Linked DNA regions of Homo sapiens: region 2 is linked to region 1. Evidence: read pairs that join two places in POLR2A ChIA-PET (ENCODE). Cell type or tissue: CD4-positive, alpha-beta T cell. All regions are shown on one strand. Links, peaks and the distances in the headings refer to the core of each region. The heading gives the core; the rest is flanking DNA.

Region 1 (5,377 bases), core at 300-5,299:
AGAATGAGAAAATTTATTATTCTGTTGACTTAAAGAAAACTATCCTTGACATTCTATTGTGTGAATACATCAAAGCATAACTGTAATATCGCCAATGTTGTAAAACCCCAACTCTACAAAAATTAGCCAGGCATGGTACTGCACACCTGTAATCCCAGCTTCTCCAGAGGCTGAGGTGGGAGTGAGGGGTGAAGCCAGCTGGACTTCCTGGGTCGGGTGGGGACTTGGAGAACTTTTCTGTCTAGCTAGAGGATTGTAAATGCACCAATCAGCAGTCTGTGTCTAGCTAAAGGTTTGTAATTGCACCAATCAGCACTCTGTAAAAATGCACCAATCAGCACTCTGTGTCTAGCTAAAGGTTTGTAAACGCACCAATCAGCCCTCTGTAAAATGGAGCAATTAGCACTCTGTAAAATGGACCAATCAGAGCTCTGTAAAATGGACCAATCAGCAGGATGTGGGCAGGGCCAAATAAGGGAATAAAGGGTGGCCACTTGAGCCAGCAGCGGCAGTGGCAACCCGCTTGGGTACCTTTCCATGCTGTGGAAGCTTTGTTCTTTTGCTCTTCACAACAAATCTTGCAGCTGCCCACTCTTTGGGTCTGCATCATCATTAAGAGCTATAACACTCTCCACGAAGGTCCGTGGCTTCACTCCTGAAGTCAGTGAGACCAAGAACCTGCTGGAAGGAAGAAACTCTGGATACATTTGAACATCTGGAGGAACAAACTCTGGACACAGCATTTTTTTTTTTTTTTTTTTTTTTTGAGATGGAGTCTTGCTCTGTCACCCAGACTGGAGTGTACTGGCATGATCTCGGCTCACTGCAAGCTCCGCCTCCCGGGTTCACGCCATTCTCCTGCCTCAGCCTCCCGAGTAGCTGGGACTACAGGAGCCCGCCAGCACACCTGGCTAATTTTTTGTATTTTTAGTAGAGACAGGGTTTCACCATGTTAGCCAGGATGGTCTCAATCTCCTGATCTCATGATCTGCCTGCCTTGGCCTCCCAAAGTGCTGGGATTACAAGCGTAAGCCACCGCGCCCAGCCAACACACCATCTTTAAGAGCTGTAACACTCACGGCAAGGGTCCGCAGCTTCATTCTTGAAATCAGCGAGACCAAGAACCCACTGGAAGGAATAAATTCAGGACACAGGAGGATCACTTGAGCTCATGAGGTCAGGGCTGCAGTAAGCCATGATGGCTCCACTGCACTCCGGTCTGGGTGACAGAGTAAGACCCTGTCTCAAAAAAAGAAAAAAGAAAAAAGTAACCACTTTCTTTGCTCATCTGTAGGAAGCAATTCCTTACCCATTCAAGTTTTATCTTGAGCCATGCTCTCACTGCAGCACTCCAGTCTGGGCAACACAGCAGGATCCTATCTCAAAAACAAAACTTGGGTCACTTTCCTGGTCATTCATGGACAAACATATGCTCAAGAGTGGCAAAAATTTGAGTTGCCCACCTGGCACATTCCCAGCTGAGTTGAAACAAGGTGACAACGCTGCCTTCTTGTTTCAACTCTCCCACTGCAAACAAATGTTCTTTACAAAATCTATTTAGTGCCACATTGTTCCTATTTTGTGCGTTTGGGTGGTGATTTTGCCTGTGAAATGGCCCCCAAGCATGGTGCTTGAAGGGCGATCTAGTGTTTCAAGTACAAGAAAGTTGCAATGTGCCTTACAGAGAAAATATGTGTGTGAGATAAGCTTCATTTGGGTGTGAGAGTGCTGTTGGCCAGGAGTTCATGAATGAACAACATATATTAACCAAGATGTCTTTAAACAGAACTACCTGTAAAACAAGAGTTAATGAATGAACAACATGTATTAAATAAGTGTCTTTAAACAGAACCACACATAAGACAAGGCTACGTATTGATCAGTTTACAAAAATATTGGGACAGAGGCTCTCAGGATTCTAACCCTGTATTTCTCCTGTGAGAAAATTCAGTGATCACAGTGACCTTATGAAACACGACTACTGGCCAGGTGCCATGACTCACACCTGTAATCCCAGCACTTTGGGAGGCCGAGATGGGCGGATCACCTGAGGTCAGGAGTTCGAGACCAGCCTGGCCAACATGGTGAAACCCCGTCTCAACTAAAAATACAAAAATTTGCCAGGCGTCGTGGTGGCACATGCCTGTAATCCCAGCTACTCAGGAGGCTGAGGCAGGAGAATTGCTTGAGCCCGGGAGGCGGGGGATGCACTGAGCCGAGATCATGCCACTGTACTCCAGCCTGGGTGACAGATTGAGACACTGTCTCAAAAAAAAAAAAAAAAAAAAGATAATGAGAAGAAAACTATGTTAAAAAGTCAGCATGAGGCTGGGCGTGGTGGCTCACACCTGTAATCCTAGCACATTAGGAGGCAGAGGCTGGAGGATCACTTGAGCCCAGGAGTTCAAGACCAGCCTGGGCAACATGACGAAACCCTGTCTCTACAAAATATACAAAAATTAGCTGGGTGTGGTGGCATGTGCCTGTATTCCCAGCTACTTGGGAGGCTGAGGCACAAGAATTGCTTGAACCCAGGAGGCGGAGGTTGTAGTGAGCCAAGATGGCACCATTGCACTCCAGCTTGGTCAACAGAGTGAGACTCCGTCTCAAAAAAAAAAGAAAAAAGTCAACGTTATATGCAGTGGCAAAATTCTAGAGTAGAGGCCATAAACTGATAGGCCTACTACTCTGTCCGGCCCAAACACTGTAACAAATCATTCCAATTTAGTTGCAAACACTGAAAATTGCAGTGCCCGGTAATGAAACTTCCACAAAGGGGTGATTCCAAAACACCTGACTGACAGTGCTAAATTACTGCTTGGCCCTGCAGGCATTTGAGTTTGTAACTTGCACTCCCGAGGCATTCTTTTTAGTTCAGAAATATTACAAAGAGGCCCCTTTTTTCCTATTATTTTGAAAGTATTGATAATATATTAAGGCATAATTAAAATCTTAGTAGCTAAATGTTCTCGCCACGAAAACCAAAACTCAGAATACCCATAACTAGTTGAAGTGATAGACATGTTAACTTACTTGATCATGGTCATCATTTCACAACATATTGTACACCTTAAACTGACACAACTTTATTTGTCAATTACAACTCAATAAAGCTGGAGAAAAATAAAAAGAAAACTAAGATTCATAAGATTATTGTGAATAAGATAAACATATAGCTCCTAATGATGCACTCAAGTATTTCAACACGGAAAACAGAAGATAATTTCCCCTTCATTTCATCTTTTAAAAAATGTACACTAAATACAGTCAATTCTCATTATGCATGGTAGTCATGTTTTGTTTTTTGTTTTGTTTTGTTTTTTTGAGACAGAGTCTCACTCTGTCATCCGGGCTGGAGTGCAGTGGTGTGATCTCGGTTCACTGCAACCGCCCCTCAGTTGAAACAATAGAAAAAGAGGGAATCCTCCCTAACACATTTTATGAGGCCAGCATCATCCTGATACCAAAACCTGGCAGACACAACAAAAAAAATTTCAGCCGGGTGCAGTGGCTCACGCCTGTAATCCCAGTACTCTGGGAGGCTGAGGCAGGTGGATCATGAGGTCAGGAAATCGAGACCATCCTGGCTAACATGGTGAAAACCTGTCTCTACTAAAAATACAAAAACAAAATTAGCCAGGCATGGTGGCGGGCGCCTGTAGTCCCAGCTACTCAGGAGGCCGAGGCAGGACAATGGGGTGAACCCAGGAGGCAGAGCTTGCAGTGAGCGGAGATGGTGCCACTGCACTCCAGCCTGGGCAACAGAGCAAGACTCCATCTCAAAAAAAAAAAAAAAAAAAAAAAAGAAAGAAAATTTCAGGCCAATATCCCTGATGAAAATTGATGCAAAAATCTTCAATAAAATACTGGCAAACTGAATCCAGCAGCATATCAAAAAGCTTATCCACCACGATCAAGTTGGCTTCATCCCTGGGATGCAAGGCTGGTTCAACATACACAAATCAATCAGCGTAATCCATTACATAAACAGAACCAACAACAAAAACCACGATTGTCTCAATAGATGAAGAAAAGGCCTTCAACAAAATTCAACAGCCCTCATGCTAAAAACTTTCAATATACTAGGTATTGATGGAACGTATCTCAAAATAGTAAGAGCTATTTATGACAAACCCACAGCCAATATCATACCGAATGGGCAAAAACTGGAAGCATTCCCTTTGAAAACCGGCTCAAGACAAGGATGCCCTCTCTCACCACTCCTATTCAACATAGAGTTGGAAGTTCTGGCCAGAGCAATCAGGCAAGAGAAAGAAATAAAGCGTATTCAATTAGGAAAAGAGGAAGTCAAATTGTCCCTGTTTGCAGATGACATGATTGTATATTTAGAAAACCCCATCATCTCAGGCCAAAATCTCCTTAAGCTGGCCGGGCACGGTGGCTTACGCCTGTAATCCCAGCACTTTGGAAGGCTGAGGTGGATCATGAGGTCAGGAGATCGAGACCATCCTAGCTAACATGGTGAAACACTGTCTCCACTAAAAGTACAAAAAACTAGCTGGGCATGGTGGCAGGCGCCTGTAGTCCCAGCTATTTGGGAGGCTGAGGCAGGAGAATGGCGTGAACCTGGGAGGCGGAGCTTGCAGTGAGCTGAGATTGCGCCACTGCACTCCAGCCTGGGCGACAGAGTGAGACTCTGTCTCAAAAAAAAAAAAAAAAAAAAAAAAAAAAAAAAATCTCCTTAAGCTGATAAGCAACTTCAGTCATTTCAGGATACAAAATCAATGTGGAAAATATCACAAGCATTCCTATACAGCAATAACAGACAAATAGAGAGCCAAATCATGAGTGAACTCCCATTCACAATTGCTACAAAGAGAAAAAAATACCTAGGAATCCAACTTACAAGGGATGTGAAGGACCTCTTCAAGGAGAACTACAAACCACTGCTCAACGAAATAAAAGAGGACATAAACAAATGGAAGAACATTCCATGCTGATGGATAGGAAGAATCAATATTGTGAAAATGGCCATACTGCCCAAGGTAATTTATAGATTCAATGCCATCCCCATCAAGCTACCAATGACTTTCTTCACAGAATTGGAAAAAACTACTTTAAAGTTCCTATGGAACCAAAAAAGAGCCCACATTGCCAAGACAATCCTAAGCAAAAAGAACAAAGCTGGAGGCATAATGCTACCTGCCTTCAAACTATACTACAGAGTTATAGTAACCAAAACAGCATGGTACTGGTACCAAAACAGATATATAGACCAATGGAACAGAACAGAGGTCTCAGAAATAACACCACACATATGCAACCATCTGATCTTTGACAAACCTGACAAAAACAAGAAATGGGGAAAGGATTCCCTATTTAATAAATGGTGCTGGGAAAACTGGCTAGCCATATG
Region 2 (5,377 bases), core at 1-5,000, 320 kb before region 1:
TACCATGTGGCCCAGCCACTCATATTCACATCTGAAAGGAAGACGTCGCCTAATTATGGCTGAACTCCTGCCCTCCCCTGGCTAAACTCACCTTTCCCTTTCAAAATGCAAGTTCCATAGCCACACACTGTCTGTTCTGTGTACCACTGAAGATGCTGCTTTTGCAGAAAAATGAGGGGTCAGGGGGGCTGCCTTTTTTCCAAGGTACCCGTAGTGAAGGGTACCCTCTCCAGCCCCTGCTGCCTGCCTGGCCTTGGTGATGTGCCCAACTGCACTCTGGGAAGAAGTCAGGGCCAGCCACTGTACAGCCAATGGGCCCTCTATGCAAGAGCTGCTCTGCACTCAGGGGCAGTGCAGTGGCCAGGTTAGAAGTAGCCGGGACTTAGAGACAAAACAGAATCACAGGACAGGGCACAGAATCTGAGAAGGGCTGAACAATAGGTAAGGGATCAAGATGGATCTGGGAGGTGGAGTCCTTCCTGGCAGTAGGTAGAAACCAGGCACAAGGACTGAGGCTCTAAGCCGGCTTCCAGAGTCCTGGATGGCCCCTGGTTCCAAAGGAACAGGGGGACCAGGGAGGAAACCTGGTTAGATTGGGGGAGGTGGGGATAAGGACCAGTTCCAGCTACAGTCAGATCAACTGGTCACAGCAGGAGCCTGTATTGGTGCCATCTCAGACTCTGCCAGGAGGCCGGTGATTTCATTCACTACCCTTACCCCACAGGAATGAATTCTCCAGCCCATTATCACATCAGCTTGGGGTGTTGAGAAGTGCTTTCCCAATGACATCAGGCTCCCCATTGATGGATACATATTACAGGGAGGTCACATTGCCCAGCTCTGCTCAAAGGATCCATTCACCCACAGTGCCGCCGCTTTCCCTGGCAAGGCCAGCTGTGGCTTGGAAGAGATGTGTTTATCCAGAGTTTTATGTTCACTCTGGTGCAAGGAGGAGATTCAGGGTGAATTCCAGTGCCCTCATGTTACTGGATTCATGGGTCTCCAGGGTCATGCTGCCCAGCTCATCCCAGCCTAACTGGCTCTTGTTCCTGACAGCTGGACATATTCATTGTTCATGGAGCTGGCAAGGAGCCTATTGGAGTGATGCTATGGATTCTTCTTACGTGTTAAGAAGAATCCTGGGCAGTGGAGCCTCTATATGGAATCTTTGAGTTGAATCTTAACATTGGATAAATCTTAAGAGCTGGGTAATCTCAAATCTTAGAGCTGGGAAAAATTGGAGAGTCCATCTTGGATAAACCTTAGTGTTGAATCTTAGAGCTGGGTAAAATTGGAGAGCTCATTTTGCCCAACATCCCAATCGAAGCAGAAATTTCTTCTGCAACTTTTAGGATAGGTTCAGGTATTTATGGGACTGAGATGGGTCGAGGAGGGGAAAGATTGTGGGGAGATTGAGCCTTGTATTCGAGACAGCATCACCATCCGTGACACTCAGTAGGCACTGTCTTGGCTCCTGTTCCCATTTGCTTCCGTTCATGATCCTGTTTGGGAAGAGCAAGGCAATCATGCCATGCTAGTGGGGGCATCATTGAGTGAGGAGACCTGTCTCACTTTGCTTGCATTTCTGTTTCCAGACATTGATGAATGTCGCTATGGTTACTGCCAGCAGCTCTGTGCGAATGTTCCTGGATCCTATTCTTGTACATGCAACCCTGGTTTTACCCTCAATGAGGATGGAAGGTCTTGCCAAGGTATGTGACGTGCATGATAACTTGGACATGATGTGAGACACTAGCTGCAGCCTTCTTCAGCACCTGGCAGCTTATGTTTGTGGGAAATACTGCTGCTACAGTATATTCCCATTCCTTGCCACTGCCCGCCCATCCCCATTACTACAGAAACGTGAGACCTGAACCTTGCTATGCGAAGCATCTCAAAAAGTGCTCTGAATATGGCTGAGGGTAGGACCCCAATCCTCCACTGGCTGGGAGTGTACAGTTTCATGGATTCGCTTCTTTTCTGTGTCTGCTATCCAGAAGTAGCCTTGCTGGCTTTCTTGCCTAATCAGAAATTTGGTTGCATGTCCTGTAGCCTAAGTTCAGTTCCTGAGGCCTGAGGAGGGTTGGTCAGGGTCCCTGGCCCTCCAAGAATCATAAAATAAACACATCCATGCTAGGCAGGGGTGTCGTGGGCGATTCTGAGGTCTCTTGCTATACTTTTCCCTCCAACCTGTGCCAGGATGGCCTGTTCCTCAGCAAAGGGTCTGGTGGTGGTGGTAACATCCCCTGCTACTCAGCGTGCCCCCACAAAACCAGACTGAAACAAAGGCATTTTGTGGTTTTCACATGATCATTTGAAATACTGATAAGTAAGAAAAACAAGTTGCATGCCTATTGTGGTTTCCATCTGAAGGTTTCTTCTGCTCAGGAAGTGAATGGGGGACTTAAGACCCAAGGAATTAGCGCAAATCCTGCTTTGGCCCCCGACTTCCCCCTCAAATTCCAGCTCCCGGCCCAGGCCTCCAGCCCCTGGCAGCTGCTTGGCCCAGGTTGGAGTTGGAGGCAGTGCTGCAGACGCAGAATGAGGTCTTTGTCTGGAGACCTCAGGCTTTGCAGGGCCCATTTCCTTGTTTCATTCACCCTTGGAGTTCTGGCTGGCAGGCTCCTGGCCATTGAGTTTGGAGGCTATTAGGTCTCCTTTACTTTAATTGTATCTAAATCATCGGTAAATAGGAAGGCATCAGTGTTAAAGAGTTTGACCCTGGATTCTTTCTAAGTCTCTCCTCCAAAGCTTGTTCTGCTAATTGTTCCAAGAATTCTGGACTGTGTTCCTCACGCCAAAAGAGGTCATTTTCTTCTGAGAGTAGACACCAGGCCAGGAGGTTGAGGAAGCGGATAAACAAGGGCCCTTCCTTCCCACTGGAGCAGGAGGGGGCGCCTGGCTCCCTTGCTGCTGTGATAAGCAGCTTAGGGCAGATGCAGGCTTCTCTGTGCCAAGGCCTGGGATTGGAGGTGCCAGCCACAGGCTGGCACCGTGCCCCCAGTACCTCCTGAGGCATAGCCATGCCCAAGCCAAAAGGTGCCTGCGTCTTTCAGGCCTCTGAGGGACAGGTGTGTGACAAAGAGCAGATAATACACCTGGCAGTGCCAAGTCCACAGCATAATAAAGCAGCAGGCCCGGCACCCAGGCCTGGGTATGGGCACTCAGCCACTGGGATGCTGCATCAGCAGGGCCCATGGGCAGCACAGGGCGTCGCATACTCCGGTGAGCTTTTGCAATCCTGACTCTTCGTGTGTGGAAGAGTGCTGTACACGCTAGAGCATTGTCACGTCTGTTCATCTCACTGAACCCAAATAATAAATAGCCTCTTGAGGTCAGCAGGCAGGTGTTTGTGGCTCTGCTTCACTGAGGAAATAAAGGCTCAAAAAGGTTAAGCAACTTGGCCAAAGTCACACAGCCACGTGGTAGCAGATCTGAGAGTAAAACCAGGGGCCCAGACTTCTTGTCCAACAGGTTGGAGTGGGGCCCTGTGTGCCCTCAGCAGATTCAGAAGGGCATTTGGAAAGGGCTGGCAGGAAAGGGCAGTGAGAACCCCAGGGGGGCAGAATCATTTTGGTCGCCCTGCTCTTCAGAAGCAGCTGAGAGCGGTGAGGGGGTGGAATGAGTTCATTCACCTCCGAGTGGCCAGCGCCTGGCCAGAGGCTGAGGCCACCAGCCCTAACACTTGCCGGCACTGTCCTGTCTGAACTTGCACTCAGTGGCTTAGCACAGTGGACATTTTCCTACCCCCTCCTGTCCCCGGTGGGGAAACCCCAACCTCCCACGGGCACTGGTGGGGGCCAGTGTCTTGCTAGACCCTCTCTCTACAGCTGTTCATTTATTTGTTTTCTCCCTGAGAGCTCCAGAGATGCTAGGAGGCAGGAACTTTGTGGCCATGGGATTAGCCTCCCCTGTAAGAAAAGCCTCTCAGTCTGCTCACCGTGAAGGCTTTTAGCTCTGAAAACACTGACATCTCTTTTCAGAGGCCTAAGAGGTTTACATGGACTTGGGAAGAGGATAGAAAATCTCTCAGTTGGAACTTTGGCCATTGGTGTATGGAGCATTGTGGGATGGTGCTTACAATGGGTCAACCAATGCCAGTGGGAAAGAGACTCTTCCCTGCCCTCCCCGCACGATGAGCTGTGCAGAATGAATCTTGGTTTTTGTGGAAAAACCCCTGACTCATGTTCCAGTTCCCACTGTGTGTCCTTGTTAGCTGGTGGACTTGGGTACACCTCTCAATCTTCAAAAACAATTATATGTATATGTGTGTGTGTCTGTGTGTGTGTGTATATATATATATATGTATTTTTTTTTTTTTTTTGAGACAGAGTCTAGCTCTGTCAACCAGGCTGGAGTGCAGTGGCGTGATCTCAGCTCACTGCAACCTCTGCCTCTGGGGTTCAAGCGATTCCCTTGTCTCAGCCTCCCAAGTAGCTGTGATTACAGGCACCTGTTACCATGCCTGGCTAATTTTTTTGTATTTTTTTAGTAGAGACGGGACTTCACCATGTTGGTCAGGCTGGTCTCGAATGCCTGATCTCAGGTAATCCACCTGCCTTGGCCTCCCAAAGTGCTGGGATTGCAGGTGTGAGCCACTGCACCCAGCCTATAATTTTATTTTATTTTTTTTTGAGACAGGGTCTCACTCTGTCACCCAGGCTGGAGTACAGTAGCATGATCTCAGCTCACTGCAGCCTCAATCTCCCAGGCTCAAGTGATTCTCCCTCCTCAGCCTCCCGGGTAGCTGGGACCTCAGGCGTGTGCCACATCACCTGGCTAATTTTTAAATTTTTTGAAGAGATGGGGTCCCACTATGTTGCCCAGGTTGGTCTCAAACTCCTGGGCTCAAGCGATCCACCTGCCTCAGCCTCCCAAAGTGCTGGGATTACAGGCATGAGCCACTATGCCTGGTCCTTCAAAAATGCTTAAACAATCTTATTGATGCATAGTCAGTGTATAATAAACTGCACCATGATTTTATTAATTTTGACATACGTGTACCCGCATGAAACCACCACCACCACACTCAAGATAATGGATTTCCCATTAGTCCTTGTGTCCCTTGGTGGTCTTCTCCTTAACCTACTTAACCTCTAAAGTGGGCCAATGGTCCTCGTTGTAAGGATCAAGTGAGTGCAGGATCCTTCCCTAATGAGCAAAGTTATTTATGCATAATAAATATATTATTAGAATCATCATGGTTATTTGTTAACCTGAAACTTCCAAGTCAGTGAGGGTGAGGGGTGTTCACTGATGGAATGCAACCGGTGATGGAAGGAGCAGGTATTGCCTGGAAATTCCTGGTTGGGGGGGTGCGTTGGAGCATAGACTTACCAGCAGGTGTATATGTGTATATGTTTATATCATGTGTATA

What was found. ChIA-PET counts read pairs that join two places held together with the same protein. Peaks named below come from ENCODE experiments on the same cell type or tissue, not always from the same donor. Only the 100,000 strongest peaks of a DNase experiment are listed, where the experiment ranks them.
Region 2: POLR2A ChIA-PET joins it to region 1 with 7 read pairs; 2 of 35 experiments call an interaction of 5 or more read pairs at or near these places.

The regions. Positions count from the first base shown.
Region 1 is chr14:91,563,011-91,568,387 of GRCh38, reverse strand. The region is part of intron 2 of LOC101928957 (a long non-coding RNA gene); the gene reads left to right. Among named protein-coding and RNA genes, the nearest start is that of PPP4R3A, 55 kb to the right of the region's middle. In CD4-positive, alpha-beta T cell, for the core only: no CTCF peak of the experiment used is centred there; no DNase peak of the experiment used is centred there.
Region 2 is chr14:91,887,556-91,892,932 of GRCh38, reverse strand. It overlaps FBLN5 (fibulin 5), which reads left to right. Exons shown (of 11, transcript NM_006329.4): 6 at 1,596-1,712. Among named protein-coding and RNA genes, the nearest start is that of TC2N, 23 kb to the right of the region's middle. In CD4-positive, alpha-beta T cell, for the core only: no CTCF peak of the experiment used is centred there; a DNase peak (open chromatin) is centred at 2,951; H3K27ac peaks cover 1,084 bases.